2 separate regions of the Mus musculus genome follow, and region 1 is linked to region 2. The links are chromatin loops, found by intact Hi-C in ENCODE. Cell type or tissue: heart. All regions are shown on one strand.

Region 1 (8,000 bases), 56 kb before region 2:
AACAAAGAAACTGGTCTTATGATACACAAGTTTGTCTATCTGTCCAGGACCATCTGAGCATGCCACCTTGGGTATGTTGCTTCAGTCTACCCCAGTGTTCTCAATCTGTGGTTTGTGCCCCCTTTGGTGGGTCTTATGACCTTTCCATGGAGACCACCTAAGGCCATTGGAAAACACAGATATTTTCATTAGTATTTATAACAGTAGCAAAATTACAGTTATAAGGTAGCAACAAAAATACTTTTATGGCTGGCGGGGGGAGGGGGGGCGGGGGAGCGGGTCACCACATCATGAGGAATTGTATTTAATGGCTGAAGCATTAGGAAGGTTGAGAACCACTTGTTAAGCATAGACTCTACCCTTAACAAGCTGGTCAGACCAAACTGCCTTACTCAGGATGAAAGTGATTGTCTTTCACTTGCTTCCCTAGGTTCCTGTTCTCTCTGCAGCACATACTTTTATCACAACTACTGCTAAGAAAAACATGTCCCCTATTCCCAAACCAAAGGAGCAGTGGGTCAATGAAGGATGGAGGAGAAACGATGCCAAAGGTCGGAGGGAAAGTGGTCCTTTTCCAGATTAACCAGCTCCTCTCTAAGTGCTTTATGTATGCTAAGTACATCTTCTTCCAGTGGATTATGTTCTAACCCTCACAGGCTTTTAAAGTTACAGTCAATTATTGTTGCTATTCATTTTCTTATTTTGTTTGGGGGAAGCAAAGCTTTGCCATTCTCTGGCATGGTGTAACACTAATTCTCTTCCCACTAAAATCAAGGTATTAATAAGGTTTACACAAAGCACATTCCTATCTGAAAGTCAGATGTCAAAGCACTATTTCCATTTCCCTACATATGCAAGGCTAAAATTTAAAGGGGGCACACAATATTATTTTCACATTTAGACCTTAAGAAACTAAGGACTTTTCTAATATCATATTTACTTTCAACAATGAGAAGAGCTCCACACATCTTACTAGGGGAGCTGTTATTTAGGGAGTGGGTTCAAAAACAGATTCAGGTATTTATAGGATCTACAGTCAGAGTCTTTCATAATCTCAAAAGTTCAATGTCCAGAAGGGCAGTGAGAACTTTGATTTGGGGTCTACAAGTCTTTTATATTTCTGTACCTGTCAATATTTGAGTAGACTTATCAGGTAGGTGGGGCACAGATAGAGATTGTCTCAGGGTGATAGTGTTGGGGGGCCAGTTCATTCCATGTACAATGTTGGCCAGTGGCTGGCATACTGGGAGGGGACAGTGTTCAGTGACCTGAATGTAGGAAGGCATTATGCTCAGAGGCATTATTATCTGGAGCAAAATTATGGTTCTGGTGTCATTGGGCCCATATAAAGCTATAAATAAAATCATTCCAGCCTCAGAGAAAAGCCCTGCATGCCAGCTTCTACCACTGAACAGTTAATTTTAGATCCTTCCCAGAGTAAGGGAATCCAAGTTTAACCTGTACCCTGCTTAGACTTGGCCATTCAAAATAGCAGGGACAGTTGTGGGACTGGACTGGAGAAATCCCAGGTCAAGATTTTGATGTTGATTTATTCATTCACCTCACAAATAAGTAAAGATATTTGTCAGAATGCCAGAGGGTGAGACACAGGATAAGAAGGCTATTCTTCCTATCTGAGAGCCTAGTGACTTCCACATCAATAATTCTTTATTACATAAGTTATGTAACACCATTCTGGCAGTTCTTTGAAGCTATTTACTTTGAGTTCAATCCAAACTTGTTACACAGCTTGAAGCATAGATGTCATTGCGGCTTCACTCAGAAAATGGACCCAAACCTTATGCCAGACCCCATATACACGTCTTCCCACCCATATTCTTGTTAAAAGATTAGGTAGAAGTATTCTGAAACACTTCTCTAGTGATTGAAACATGAACTGCTCTCGTCTGTGCAACTATGTCATGGAAGTATAATGGAAATACTGCTAAGGCTACGGCTTAAGAACTAGAAACAGAGACTTCTGGCAAAAGTGTCTGATGGGACTCTGTTGATTCATTTTGAGTCATGTTGGGGAATTAGGGACTGGAGGAAACTTACAGCTGAGGTTGGTGAAGTTCCCCAGGCCTAGGACCCTCTTGGTCTATATAATGGTCTCCATACAGGACACCAAGGAATACTCTCTCTGGATGATCAACTGTGCAATCAGAAGTCAAGTAGCATTCATCCCTACATTTCTACTGTCAACATCGAGGAAGCACTGCTCTGGGCTAGAAGATGACAGTGAGCTAGTGAGCATGTGAGCTAGTGTTGCTGACAAAGATAAACTGGGATCCTGAGGCCTGCTGCTCTGAAAAGAAATGAGTGCTCTTCTCCTCAGTATTGGGGAATGCTAGTGAGCACTCTACTACCAGTTAGGGGCTCAGTAGTAAAGATAAGTAGTCACATGGACCCAAAGCCAAGCCATGAAGGCACTTTGGTCGATGAATCTAATAGACCTATAGCTCTTCATCACATGGAGTTTAAAGTTAAAGTTTTAACTAGAACCAGCTCTGGGAACACAACCACATTAACTTCAATAGAGGATGGGGAAGGAGAGGAAGAAAGGGGAAGAAGAGGAGGAGGTGGTGGTGGTGATGTTGTTGTTGTTGGTGGTGGTGGTAGTAGTGAAGGAGGAGGAGGAGGAGAATCAGGAAAAAATTAAAACCACCAACCATAGGTCAGAAGACTCTGAGATAGTTTTTCTAGTGCTCTGTGATTGAGGGACCCTGGCTGAATTAGTCTAAACTAGCATGGGCTTCTGCATAGTTGAGACTAGATTGGCCTCTGGCCAGAGGCAGATAGCCAGGTGTGCTCATGAACATCCAATTTTTGCAGATATCCCACACCAATTAACTTATATCAGTCTCTTCCCTGTCAATCCCCAAAAGGAGTCTCAGTTTGGGTTACCTAATCAAGGTGCTATGGGGACACTTGGTAAATCAGGACAGGTTCTTGTCCTGGACAAACCTGGGATCCAGGGCAGCTAAGTAGATAGATGATCTGTCATGGGCACTTGGATTACTCGGGGGTCGTCCTAAGTCTTCTACTTACAAATTAGCTGAGACACTACTTATTCACCTACACTGCTAAGGTCTTCACTGGGTTGACTCAGCTGCTGTGTAAACCTAGCCACCTTCTAGGATTCTGCCCAGCACAAAGCATTGTGCATCTCAGCACATCCTGCTTGCTTTTTGTTGCATTATATGAGGGAAGCACATATCCTGCAATAATAAAATGCTTAAGAGTTTGTTAAAGGTCTTGAGATACAGTAATGAATGTAGAAAGACTTTAATGGAGAGTTCAGTCCATTGTCCACATGGTAGACTTGCTGGTATATGGTCATCTATACCATGTGACAGTCAAAAACATAGGTGACTAGAGGGCCATAGAACTTGAGCTAGGCATAGATAAGAGGAGTTAGAAAAAGGATGCCAAATACAGCATTAAAAACATGATGCTCTCTCCCCAGGCTTGGTATGTTCCTATGCAAAGGGGTACTACCCTTCAGCTCCTACCACTTTACTGTCAGCAAGATGACCTGTGTTCCATGACTCCACTATATTAAAAGTGAATCAATGCTTTTTTTTGATAACATTTAATTAAATGTGTGGAAACTTAGAACTGGATGAATAAGAATATACTGATAGTCTCAAAGTTAAAAGTCTATTAATTGAACCACAAATATTGCACTTAGGATATCCTTAATATTTCTCTGATCATGATCTATCTATCTATCTATCTATCTATCTATCTATCTATCTATCTATCTATCTGGTATATCCTTAATATTTTTCTGATATTTATTTATTTATTTATTTATTTATTTATTTAGTCACCTTTAGACTGTCTCTCTTTTGACCTATTTTAATCTGTATCCTCTTCACTCATCCTTTCAAATTACTTTTATTATGACTATTATTTCCAAGGAGAAATTCTAACAATATTATTATCTAGCCTAAAACTCTGTAATAACTAAGGGTACTCACACCTGAAGTATGTTTACATCTCTGCTTCACCTTCTATAAATTATGGGCTCCTTAATGTCGTGAACATAAATTTTAATTTCCTCTTGGAACCCAAAAAGTATTTTAAAAAATGTCAAAAGTCAATTTTGTGTCATTGTTTACAAATGACTCTTCTTATATCTCTCATTGGCTCCATCTAGAGTCACCTGGCCTGCTCCAACATGCTGAAGTCCAATGTCAAAGTACATTTGTGATATGAGGAGGTCAAGGTGACACAGGACTGTTGATGTACATGGACATGAGCCACGACATTAGACAGATTATGAAACTCTTCTTGCTTTGTACGGTCAAAAAAGCTGACGTTGAAAGGTCTATGGCTTTCCCACTCACTTCAGGGAGAAGTCAAAGCTTTAAATTACTCGGTTTTGACATTGTTTAAAGGGACACCCTTAAATGTTTATCAGCTTCAACTGTGACTCTAATACTTCTTTGATCTATATCCAGGATTTCTTGGCAACTTCTAATGACCATGTGTAGCTTCAACTGTAGTGGTGTAGAGTTTGTTTAAAAAGTAAAAACCCCCTACTGTGCAATTATTTCCTGTTGAACAGGAAGAGCAGCAGAATCTTCCAACTAAACATCATGTTGCTCTGCATATGATTATAAAGACTGTTCAATAATATAAAGTGAACAATACTTGCTGAATTCTGGTTCCTTTAGAACATGGCATATCATTCTAGAAAAGGTTCTTTTCTCTTAAATGGTATAGAAAGATACAATATGTTTTGTAGAAGCTTTCTCCAGAGTTGGGAGAAGCAAATTATAAGCTTTGCCTATAGTTATTATTAATAGGTTATAATATATATATATATATATATATATATATATATAAACTTTATATATAAATATTATACCTAAACAGTATATATGCTCTCTGTAAATACTAAAAATGTATAAATAATGTTCCATCCTGTGTTTAGCACTTTTGTTTTGACTGGCCTGCTTACAGCTTTGAGAAATATTATTATTTGATGGATTTGGCACATACTTTTTCTTCCTTTCCATAAATTGTCAGTTTTTCGAGGCCAGACAAGTCCCGTCTTTGCCTGTGGATCCTTTTGCCATCTGGAGACGGTATAATTCTACTGAAATCAACTTCCTTAAGTCTGTTTCCAAGAGAAACAAAGTGCTCATGTGCAGTGAGCTCTGCCAAAGACACCTTTCTTGTCTGTAAATGCTCAGTAGATATTTGTTGATTTTTAAATGCATAGAATGGAACTACTCCTTGCATGCCATTCACTGAACATTGCATGCCATTCATTGAACATTGTATCATTTGGTAATTGAATGAACAGTTTTCTATGTTCAGTGCTACTCCTATGTAGTGTGATATGGGCCATCGCCACAGTTCATGTACAGAGCCCGATCCTCTCACTATACTTACCTAATGTCAAGATAACTTATTGAAGATATTTCTTGTATTCCTCATGACTCCTAGATTTAAGTTTTAAAAATAGGAAGCACTGAAGACATGTGCACACAGTGACCTTGGTGAATTAATGATTCCACGTTCACTTTGAGTTACTCTGTTCAGGGAGTCTTGATGATTTGCCTTCATCATGAGAGGCAGACATTAAAGAGTCAGGCCCTCCATCACTTCCAGGAGCTCTTCCTGTCCTAGCCAGACTGAACTTCTCTGCACATCACGGATTGGTTTGCTTCTTCCTGAGGCTGCTGAGGCCCAAGGAGAAGCTGAGTTGCTGACTGCATGCTATATAAAGATAGATGGCATACTTTATAGTGGGCACTCCTATACGCACCAAACCTTTGTGGTCATTTTTCAGCAAGCAATATTCTACATACAGCCAGTGGAAAAATCGAGCTGGTAAAGCCTTCTAAAGATGAAACAATGTTGCCCCTTCTTAAGGATGGAATAAGGAATTCTCCATGAGATTATATAACTTGCACTGAGGAGGAATATGGGGCCTCATATTAAGGATGAGTGATAAAAAAAAAAACAAAAAAACCCTTGCTATTACATTGTAAACAATACAATGATCTTACTCTTCAATGTTTGGTTCCCATTACATTTCCCACAGGGCAATTAAATTTAATTAAAAAAAAATCCTCTCAGACCCAATACATTTCCAGTTGTGTATGTGCCCAAACAAGTAGAGCCCCGCTTAAGTAGTCAAGAGGCAGCTTTCCCTTCCCATACAGACCTGTCATCTCCAATCTACCTCGGGGGCAGATTTTTACAGGTGATTACCTTATGACAAACCACTTAGTACTGCTACATATTGTGCCAATCAAGCCAAAACAAAGAACGAATTAAAAAAAAAAGAACAAAACAAAAGAAAAGAAAACAAAAAAACTACGTTGTCTAGGAGCTGAAGGGGTTTGCAGCCCCATAGGAGGAACAACAATATGAACTAACCAGTACCCCCAGAGCTCCCAGGGACTAAACCACCAACCAAGGAGTACACATGGAGGGACTCAAGAATCCAGCCGAATATGTAACAGAGGATGGCCTAGTCAGTCATCAATGGGAGGAGAGGCCCTTGGTCCTGTGAAGGCTCTATGCCCCAGTGTAGGGGAATGCCTGGGCCAGGAAGCAGGAGTCGGTGGGTTGGTGAGCAGGGGGAGGGGGAGGGGATGGGGGGGGGTTTCAGAGGCGAAACCAGGAAAAGGGATAACATTTGAAATGTAAATAAAGAAAATATCTAATAAAATAAACTACATTGTCTTTAATTCTCTACCTATATAATTTTTAGTCTGCCTTATACTGAAAGAGGAAAATCGAAAATAAAATAGGTTGATCCAGACTTGGCAAAAAAGAAAAGAAACACATGACCCATGAATGTTATCTGAGACCCACAATGTGTCATGTGACCCACAATATGTCATGTACTAAGTCTGGCTATAGCTATTAGTTATGTGGCACACACACACACACACACACACACACACACACACGAGAATTCGGGAACATGCTTGCCTAGCTTGTCTACAACCTTGTAAGCAAACAGCATAGCCTATTTTCCTTTTTTTTTTTTTTTTTTGGTTTTTCAAGGCAAGGTTTCTCTGTATAGCCCTGGCTGTCTTGGAACTCACTTTGTAGACCATGCTGGCCTCGAACTCAGAAATCCACCTGCCTCTGCCTCCCAAGTGCTGGGATTAAAGGTGTGAGCCACCACGCCAGCTCTATTTTCCTATTTTTAATCTTTAGGCTATTTTAAGAAAGTTTTCTGAAATACTCAAATATTTAAATTTGCTTAGTTTAACAAAAAAAAAGAAAAGAAAAGAAAAAAAGAAAAAAAGAAAAAAGAAAGAGGGCAATGTTTTCTCTGCTAAATTCTTCCCTATCCATAGGGCTGATAAAATACATGATTTGTATTTACTATAACATGTTTCATTTTCATATGGTTCTTTCCTCAAGCCATCAAGTCGCAAACACAAATTATTAAAAAGGAAATTAAGAAGCAGTTTTGGAACTGGCTGTTGAAACCACCACTGTGTAAGGGACTCTATGTCTGTATTCATTGCAGCTGTCAACATAACAGCATAGACATGGAATAGCCCAGACTTCAGCTTGAAGCTCCTGCCATTTGCCACAGTGTGAGTGTCTCTAAAGCAAAAGTGGCCATCAGTCTAAGAGAAAGAGGTCAGATCAGGAAAGAACAATAAACATGGTTGCATCAATGTGTAATTTTACAAATAAAAGGTCAAATTGTAGAGACAACAGTGGTTACCACATTTGGGGTAGGAGAAGGACTTGGCAGACAGTCATCCATAGGGCACAAAGAAGCAAATATGCTGTATTGAGTCTAGTGAATTAATGAACACCAAGAGAGCTGTAGTTGAGCTCAGATTATTATATTCAGGATTTCTGCTATAGAAGTAGATCAAGGCTTCTCTTGCCACAGAGAGAAAATGGGTAATCATGTGTATACATGCACTTGCATGCACACATACACACAAGCACACACACGGCTTATAACATTATATATACTTTTTTGTCACCATTCTTCTCAT
Region 2 (8,000 bases):
GTACATGGTACAATATGCATTTTTTCTCCAATCATGAAATATAAGAGAAGACTTTGACCTAATCTTTGTAGAGTTTGTATCACCCACAACAGAAGGCCCTTCCTTAATGCACAGGCAGTGTCCAAAGGGATTCTTCCATTTATTTTCTTGTCAAAAGGTGACTGTGTAGTATATTGGGCCTTAGGTTAAAATGCCACTCCTCTTTCAACCTGCTCGTAGGCAGTTAGCTAGAATAGGTTGTCGCCCCACCCCTAAGACAAGCTTTGTTCTGTTTTGTTTTTAAATAAACCATGATCTTATTTTAATAACACGTTCCATATTTTGGCACTGTACCCATTTCTGAATGAGATCATTTCATTTTCAGTCCAAAACAAGGTCAAAGGCGTTTCCTGGTCTTTCAATAACTTTTCTACAAAACCACTGTAGGAAGTTTTCTTCATACTGTACATATTCTGAGCACCGGGAGAGATTTGGAATATGACCTTAGAAAAGTAATCTCCAGAACTGCCTCATTCTGATAATCACAAATGAAAGGTTGACTGCCTCGGGCATGCAGCAGGCAAGAGGCTGCAATGTACACCTGTAATCAAAACTTGTACACACCAGTAAAACATGTTCTACCTTTCTCTCAGTGATGTTCTCATTCACTGCCTGAACACTGTCTGAACTTGATAATTTTTTGCTTTATTCATATTCATTTAGATCAAGAATTACATGGAGCAAATGACACTGTATTACACACACACACACACACACACACACACACGAGTGCACACACACATGCTCTAGATGTTAGATGTGTGAGTAGTGGTTTCCTCCATGAATGAAAATAGGATAAAGGATGGCCACCCTGTGCCAGTAGAATGGACTTAGTCACATGACCCTTGTTTGTGATTACAAACTGTATGAAGATCAAGGTACTGAATGGAAGAAGGAAGGAAAGGAAGCAGTTTCCAGTCATTATTTCTTCAACACCTTAATCATAATTTACCCAGTAGACAAAATTCATAACCACGACTAAGTAAAAGGATAGAAACAATCATTCACAATTGACTGACACTGTGCAATCATATGCTATAAAACAAACACGCATACTTCCAGATGCAGAGGCAGAAGACAAACTGATGTTTTCCTTAATTTTTGTGCTTTCAATTGGAAGAACATTTCCACTTTGCCTTTCTTTGTCTTCCTTATTCCTGGGATTTTGAAAATTGCTGTAAGAGTGTAATTTTAGACATTTTACTCAACAAAAAAGATATATTCTATGCCTATATTGTTGTAATTCCAAGGCTACAGCTTGAATGGCTGAGGCTTATTAGAGATATTTGTGCTGCAGACCCTATTCTCTGGACCTTGGTGTCTTGTTCTTTAAAATGAAAGGAGAGTACATGAAGATCTCTGATGATGTCGTTCTCTGCTTTATTCCCCCTCGAAACAAGAATTTCACTCTGTAGCCCAGGATATCCTTAAACTCATTATGCTCCCACCTCAGTTTCCAGAGTGCTTGGATTATACTGGCATAGAACTGTGTACATCATTCTGATCCTTGCCTGCCGAGTTCCTATGTGAGTGTAGATGGACAAACATTACTGTGTCTTGAAGCAGTCTAAAAAACACACAAAAGTTAAATGGCCAAGGTAATGATCCGGTCCTCCAGAGACGTTTGTTTGAAATCAGTCCACATGACACATGGATAAGTATTTGGTTGGTTTGGCCCAAACATCCACTTGTTAAACATGGTAACGTTGGGCTCGTGTCTCAGCATTTCAGCAGCATAACTTGTTGGTGGTCTAATTTGTGAAAATTTCCTATCTTCAAATTCAGTCTCTCTCTTCATCACTCCCCTCCCCGGAAGATAATCCTGGTGCACAATTTTGTTTGATGAAAAGGGTGGGAGGGATGTTATTACCCAGTCATTAGAGACCATGGATGCTACTAAGTACCTCTTAGGACAGTATGCGTTCTCTACAGGATGCAAAGACATATCTGGCCCAGCTATCAGTAATAGCACGATTGAGAACCCAGTCTGTCAAGAGAAGCTTTAGATTGACGATGGCCTGGCCAAGTTCATGTAAAATAAATAAAATAGGACTTTAGGGTTAGCATTGTCTTCTCATGCCAGATGGCCCCTACCAGCATACAATTATGGTTTAATGAGTATTTATGGGAAGCTTCTACATTAACAAAGTGAGAGAAAATTTTTATTTAAATACAAGGAAGCTGAAATTTCTCTGGACATGGTTTTCTCAATTTGTTTCATAGTAAATCCGATAGATTGTACTTTTTAAAAATAAATAAGGCATTTAGACATTACTGGGTCTAAAAGAGCAGAGCTACTAAACTCAGTCTCTTTTCAGTCCCGATTCCTTGGAGCTAAACACATATTTCACTACAGTTGACACCCTGCAAGCTCCCTCCAGTGTAGACTTGGGGCTAAGAACTAGTATTCTATGCAGAGCCTAGTGCATCTTAGATGTAAAAAAAACAGCTGTGGTAGTTCTTAAACACAAAGAATTGAGTCTTTGAGAAGTACCCATTATTGAAGATGAAGTCAAATAATGGAATACTTCCCACACTGACTCCCAGTGCTTTATAATTGTTTCAACGCAAATAATTCTAAAATATAACCCACACATCTCTGTCTTTTATAACACATGCTACTGAGCTTCATCTTCTCTTAGTGGCTTTAAAAATGTCATTGTAAAGGATGTTGTGGTGGTTTGAATAGGAATGGCCCCCACGGACTCATCTATTTGAATGCTTGGCCCATAGGGAGTGGCACTATTAGGAGGCATGGCCTTCTTGGAGTAGTGTGGCCTTGCTGCAGGACATGTGCACTGTAGGGGTAGCCTTTGAGGTTTTATATGTTCAAGGTAGGCCTAGTGGGGCACACAGTCTACATCTGCTGCCTTTACATCAGGATGTAGAACTCTTAGCACCTTTCCGGCACCGTGTCTGCCTGTACACTGCCATGTTTCCTGCCATGATGATAATGGACTAAACCTCTGAATCTGTATGCCAGTCCTAATTAAATGCTTCCCTTTATAAGAGTTGCTATGGTTACAGTATCTCTTCCCAGCAATAAATCCCTAACTAAGACAAGTGTTAGCCATTCCCCTATGCCAGGAGCAGGGTTCATGTACAGCATTTATTTTTGCTAAGGTTTTTGTTGCCTTAGCAGGTCAGGGGTAACTGATATTCTTGCTGTTTCTAGCTCCTTACCTTCCCAAAGTGACCACGGGGTGAATTACAACAAATTCCCAGGAGTAAAAAAACCTCAAAACCTACTTTCTCTCATATATTCTATATGCTTAGAATTGTTTAGCAAAACTTGACTCTCAGAGATAAACCAAAGAGTGAAAATTAGCCTTTCACATTATTTTGCAATTGTGTAACATTTGCTGAGTGTTAGAACTGTACGCTGCACATACTCTGAATGGTTTTCTCTTGTGTGACTGTTTGATTTCATCCTCATAAGAACACGACAAGGTAGGTTCAAGTGTGCAATTATCTGGATACAAACAGATGTGAGGCAGAGAATTCAGAGAGTTCTGATTTAAAGCCAGTTGACTTTACCCCCAGAACTTTGCTTGAACCACTACAACAGAGGCAGGAACATGTTAGGCTGCAGGCTGTGGGCTGCGTTATCCACAGCTAGGTTTTGTTTGGCTCAAGAGCCAGCAGTTCTTTGTGGGGCGGGGCATTTGCACCTGGGCAGCTTGCATGGTCTCTGCTAGAAGGGAGCACAGTGCTGCCTTTCCTTTCACTTGCTCAGCTCTGGAGTTTGCATGAAGACAGGGACGTTCTCTTCTAATTTGGACAAGGTTGGGGGGCAGATGAGCTAGTGACATGCATGGTTGCTAACAGTAATGAAACAAATTTCATGGCTTATTCACACGAAATTACAAATGTCTGGCTTCCATGAAAGGGGCACAAAAGGATGAATTAAGACCAAGGCTCCAGGTAATGCGGTTTCTGGTTTCTCTAGGAGGGGCTCAATCCACACATTCCTGGGAAATGCCAGGCAAGCTGTTTTTTGTTTTGTTTTGTTTTGTCTTGTTTTCCCCAAGCTGTGACCTCTGTATAGCACATTCTGGTATTTCCTTTTAAAACCCACTCTTCTCTCCTTCTTATAAATAGTCCACTCATGATGCCACAACTCAGTTCCTCCCTTATGCAAATGAACAGAAAATGTGTAACTTCCCTGAGCTGACTGACTCCCTCAGGTGACCAACAGGGTGGATTCTGTTTTCCTGTGCAAGCTGTTTTGTAGGACACACTGTTCTCTTGTTCCATGCCTGGCAGAGAAAAGAAGAAGGAAAAGGAGAAGGAGAAGGAGAAGGAGAAGGAGAAGGAGAAGGAGAAGGAGAAGGAGAAGGAGAAGGAGAAGGAGAAGAAGGAGAAGGAGAAGGAGAAGGAGAAGGAGAAGGAGAAAAAAAAAAACCACACACATAACTTTGCTCTTGGTGTCTACTGTCTGATAGCTGCTTTGCTTAGAGCACTTCCCTATCTACAGGAAAACTGTGTGCATAGCCATTTGCATGTTAAAGGCATCTGTGTTTGTTGTTGTTGCTTTTGATGGCAAAACAACCATTGCTCAGGCTTGTAGCTTGTGGGCCACTGGCAGAGAAAAGATTTTACTGAGTGAAAGGCCCTCATCTGGTGAGTGCCAGACACTTTCCTTCCCAGCTTGAGCTTCAGCACATGGCCCTTTGTCTCTGCCAAGCCAGTGGGATCCAGTCATTCCACATAGCCTGCCTGTGTCCTAACCACAGGGACGGCTGCCCTGGCCTGCAGAGACACCTGATACACAGTGAGGACACTGACAGCATCATCGCCTGGCCTCAAATCTGGCTAAGGATACACTTAGCCATTGCATTCCTCTCTGGAGCTTCCTTTATTTGACTTAGAGACGGAGGGAAATCGTTTCACCTTTTGGATCTCTGCTTCATGCCCAAGATGCAAATGAGAGCATTGGAACCTCTATTCTATCAAGTTCTTCTGAAGACTTTCAGTGTTTGGACCAGAATTTTGACCTTTGGTTTTTTAAAATAGACTTCTTTAGTGATAATTTTTTCCTACTTTTGTGTCTACAGAAAACATTTACACACACACACACACACACACACACACACACACATGACCAGCTTACTTCAAGAAATTTTCATGTCTCCTTAGAAAAAAGGAAATCCTAAGAGTTGATGAAGTATGTATGCATCAGCTGACATCACCAACCAAGAATCTAAGAAAGAAAGCAAACCTGGCTAGATTGTTATCTGTTTGTCTTTTCTCCTTACCCTGGCCCTCGTTACCTAAAAACGTGACACCTGGATCTCCTGTAGCTATTTTTTGAGCCTAAGGAATAGGTTAACATGATATGGATTATGTGGCAGAAAGCTCATGGCATTGTTGATGGAACTATACAACTTATAATGTGGAAATCTTAATTTGTTTTCTAAGTCTTGGTACCACAATGTATAACAATACTCCTCCTCCCACACAGGGTTTTTATGGGGATTATTTAAATAACACATGCTATGAAATTGCCTCTGAATGTTAGAAATCAGTCAGTCCAATCAACTAACATTATCTTTTTTTTTTTTTTTCTCATTTACCCTTCCATCCATAACTTCAACTCAAGAGGAAACTAACCCAGAGTTACTTGCTACTAGCTAACACTTTAAAACAGGTTTCTGTATAGAGAGAGGCTTTGGACTTGATGGTGGATACCACAGATCTGACCTTGAGTTAATAGGGTCTTAGGAACCTGAAAGAGATTTCCCTTCAACTTCAGCTGCAACTTAAGATAAGCAGGAGGTGGGGCCCTGTCAGGCTGCAGCAGAGAGAAAGCGTGGCCCTGCTGGCAAGGAAACAGAACAAGCTCTAAGGGAAAGTAAGCTCCAGAGCGTCCCCAATCTTCTTACAGTCTAAGATATTTGCCTTCCTGGGAAACACAGCAGAACAGAAAAGTAAAAGGGGTAAGCTCACTGTGTGCTGCCAGGCCCCAGAGGCACAGTCCAAGAGAAGGACCTGTCTCTCTTTCCTCATCGAAAAGCATGCATAATTGATTGATCTCTACGTACACAATCATTTGGGAGTGGATAACTCTTTTTAAAGAAAGTTATATTCTCCTACAATTTCTCTTTTCCCGTCAGTGGGTTTGTGTTTATTTACTTTTTAGACTAAACGACTCTGCTACCTAACTTCCCCTTAAAAGAGAGATTGGCAGAGTTGTCTGTCCAGTCAGATTGTAGGTATTCTCGGTTTTACTTTCCTTGGTGGCGGTCTACATTTCCTTTGCTCACTTGTATATGGAGTGAATAAGTAGCCACAGGTAGTATACCGGGGGAAGGCCTGTGTTCTTGTTAAATAGCCCCAAACTGGTGGCCCACAGCTTTGTAGTCCCTGCTTGCAAGGGACTGTGGGAAACAACACAAGAAATATTTGGTAATAGCTAACTTTTTCTCACCAAGAGTCCTTACCATAGAACAATCTAAACTATAGGATTTGCCTAAAACTTCACCAGTGCGAAAGGCATGGAAGAGAGAAGCGTTCTGACCAGAATGGACTCAGCACCAAGAACAGCCAGATTCAAGAGCTCCAAGGTTAATGTAGAATGTGATAAGCAAGGGAAAGCAGAAAGCGCGACTGGATTTAAGGCTTTTTTTTTCCCTTCAAGATAAACATACTCAAATAAAATAAAATACTCTGTGGACTAGAGCAAGAAGGTTCCTTTTAAGGACTTCAGCTGTTAGGGGTGGATGGAAACCACAGATAAGAATTTCAGCCTTTGACTGTAAGTGCAACAGGACAAGAAGCAGACGTAAAGTCTGGTTTATGGACCGGTAGATGAGCACAGTCTACTGAAGAAGCAGACCCCTCGAGGCATCTTCAAGTCTGGCTCTGAGGCTGCTGGACATTGGTGACGCCATTTTGCTTTCTTCACTGACTTACATGCAAATGTCTCACACAAAATGAATAACTCACATGGGATATGCCACGGGAGAGGCTAAATGCACAGAGAACAAACACAAAGGACACAAATCAGTCAGAGGAGGCAGATCAGGATTGGAAAGCTTTCAGAAAGGCTGGAATTGGTTCACTCTGTGGCTGGGTCATTTGTTCCCATAAATATATTGATTTTTCATTCTCCTTGCTTTGAACCCCTGCCTAAGTTTTCTTTCTCAAGTAGCACTAAGACTTACAAATGGTTTACATTATGCAGTGTTCTAGGCATGCTGTATACACATGTGTCTATTCTGTTGATCTTTACAATCCCATGACTAGGGTAGAGATGAGATATCTGAAGCCAAGAGATTTCCAACAATATTCTCTGAGTTTATGCAGCTAGCAAGTGATGTGACTCGGAGTGCAATACAGATATTGTGGCTCCAGACTGTGTGCTCAGCCAGCATCTTATTCCAAGGCCATAGGTCATCTCCCTCATCTCAAAGCTGGCATTTGACCAGACCAGAGGCCTCAGAGCAATAGTCGCACTTCACCCTCTGAAGTATATGAGCATATATTTGGTCATTTTCTCAAGAAAGTTGTCTAGTGCAACTTTTAGATACAATTACCAATTTGTAGAAACCAAGGACATTCAGAAACAAGCAGAAAGGCACATGTGGAAACAATCTACACATGCCAGCCAGTATGGATTTTGCCAAGACCTCAACTCAGTTTCTTCAGTAAATAAATTTCAGAGATAGAGTTAAAAAGAGAGAGGGAGGGGGAGGGGGAAGGAAGCAAAGAGGAGCAAGATGAGGATTTGACCTACAGATTAAAAGTGGCTTAAAAGATTTTTAATCATTACAACATGTGAGTGTTATTTGGAAGCCTATTTAAACAAAATATTAAAGTGTAAGCTATATTATTTATGAGACAATTATAACTTGAGCATTATCTGAATATGCAATAATTTATAGTGTTATGAATATAGCTACTGAAGCATGATGGGTGAGGTGACATGGTACCTGGATCTGTTCCAAAACTATGTGGAT

Evidence for each region. Peaks named below come from ENCODE experiments on the same cell type or tissue, not always from the same donor. Only the 100,000 strongest peaks of a DNase experiment are listed, where the experiment ranks them.
Region 1: it touches region 2 in a loop (2.3-fold over the local background); 6 of 42 quality-filtered maps call a loop at or near these places.

What each region holds. Positions count from the first base shown.
Region 1 is chr15:3,448,077-3,456,076 of GRCm38, forward strand. The region is part of intron 2 of Ghr (growth hormone receptor); the gene reads right to left. Among named protein-coding and RNA genes, the nearest start is that of Ghr, 130 kb to the right of the region's middle. In heart, no CTCF peak of the experiment used is centred here; no DNase peak of the experiment used is centred here.
Region 2 is chr15:3,504,569-3,512,568 of GRCm38, forward strand. The region is part of intron 1 of Ghr (growth hormone receptor); the gene reads right to left. Among named protein-coding and RNA genes, the nearest start is that of Ghr, 75 kb to the right of the region's middle. In heart, a CTCF peak has its summit at 4,675; a DNase peak (open chromatin) is centred at 4,733; H3K27ac peaks cover 214 bases.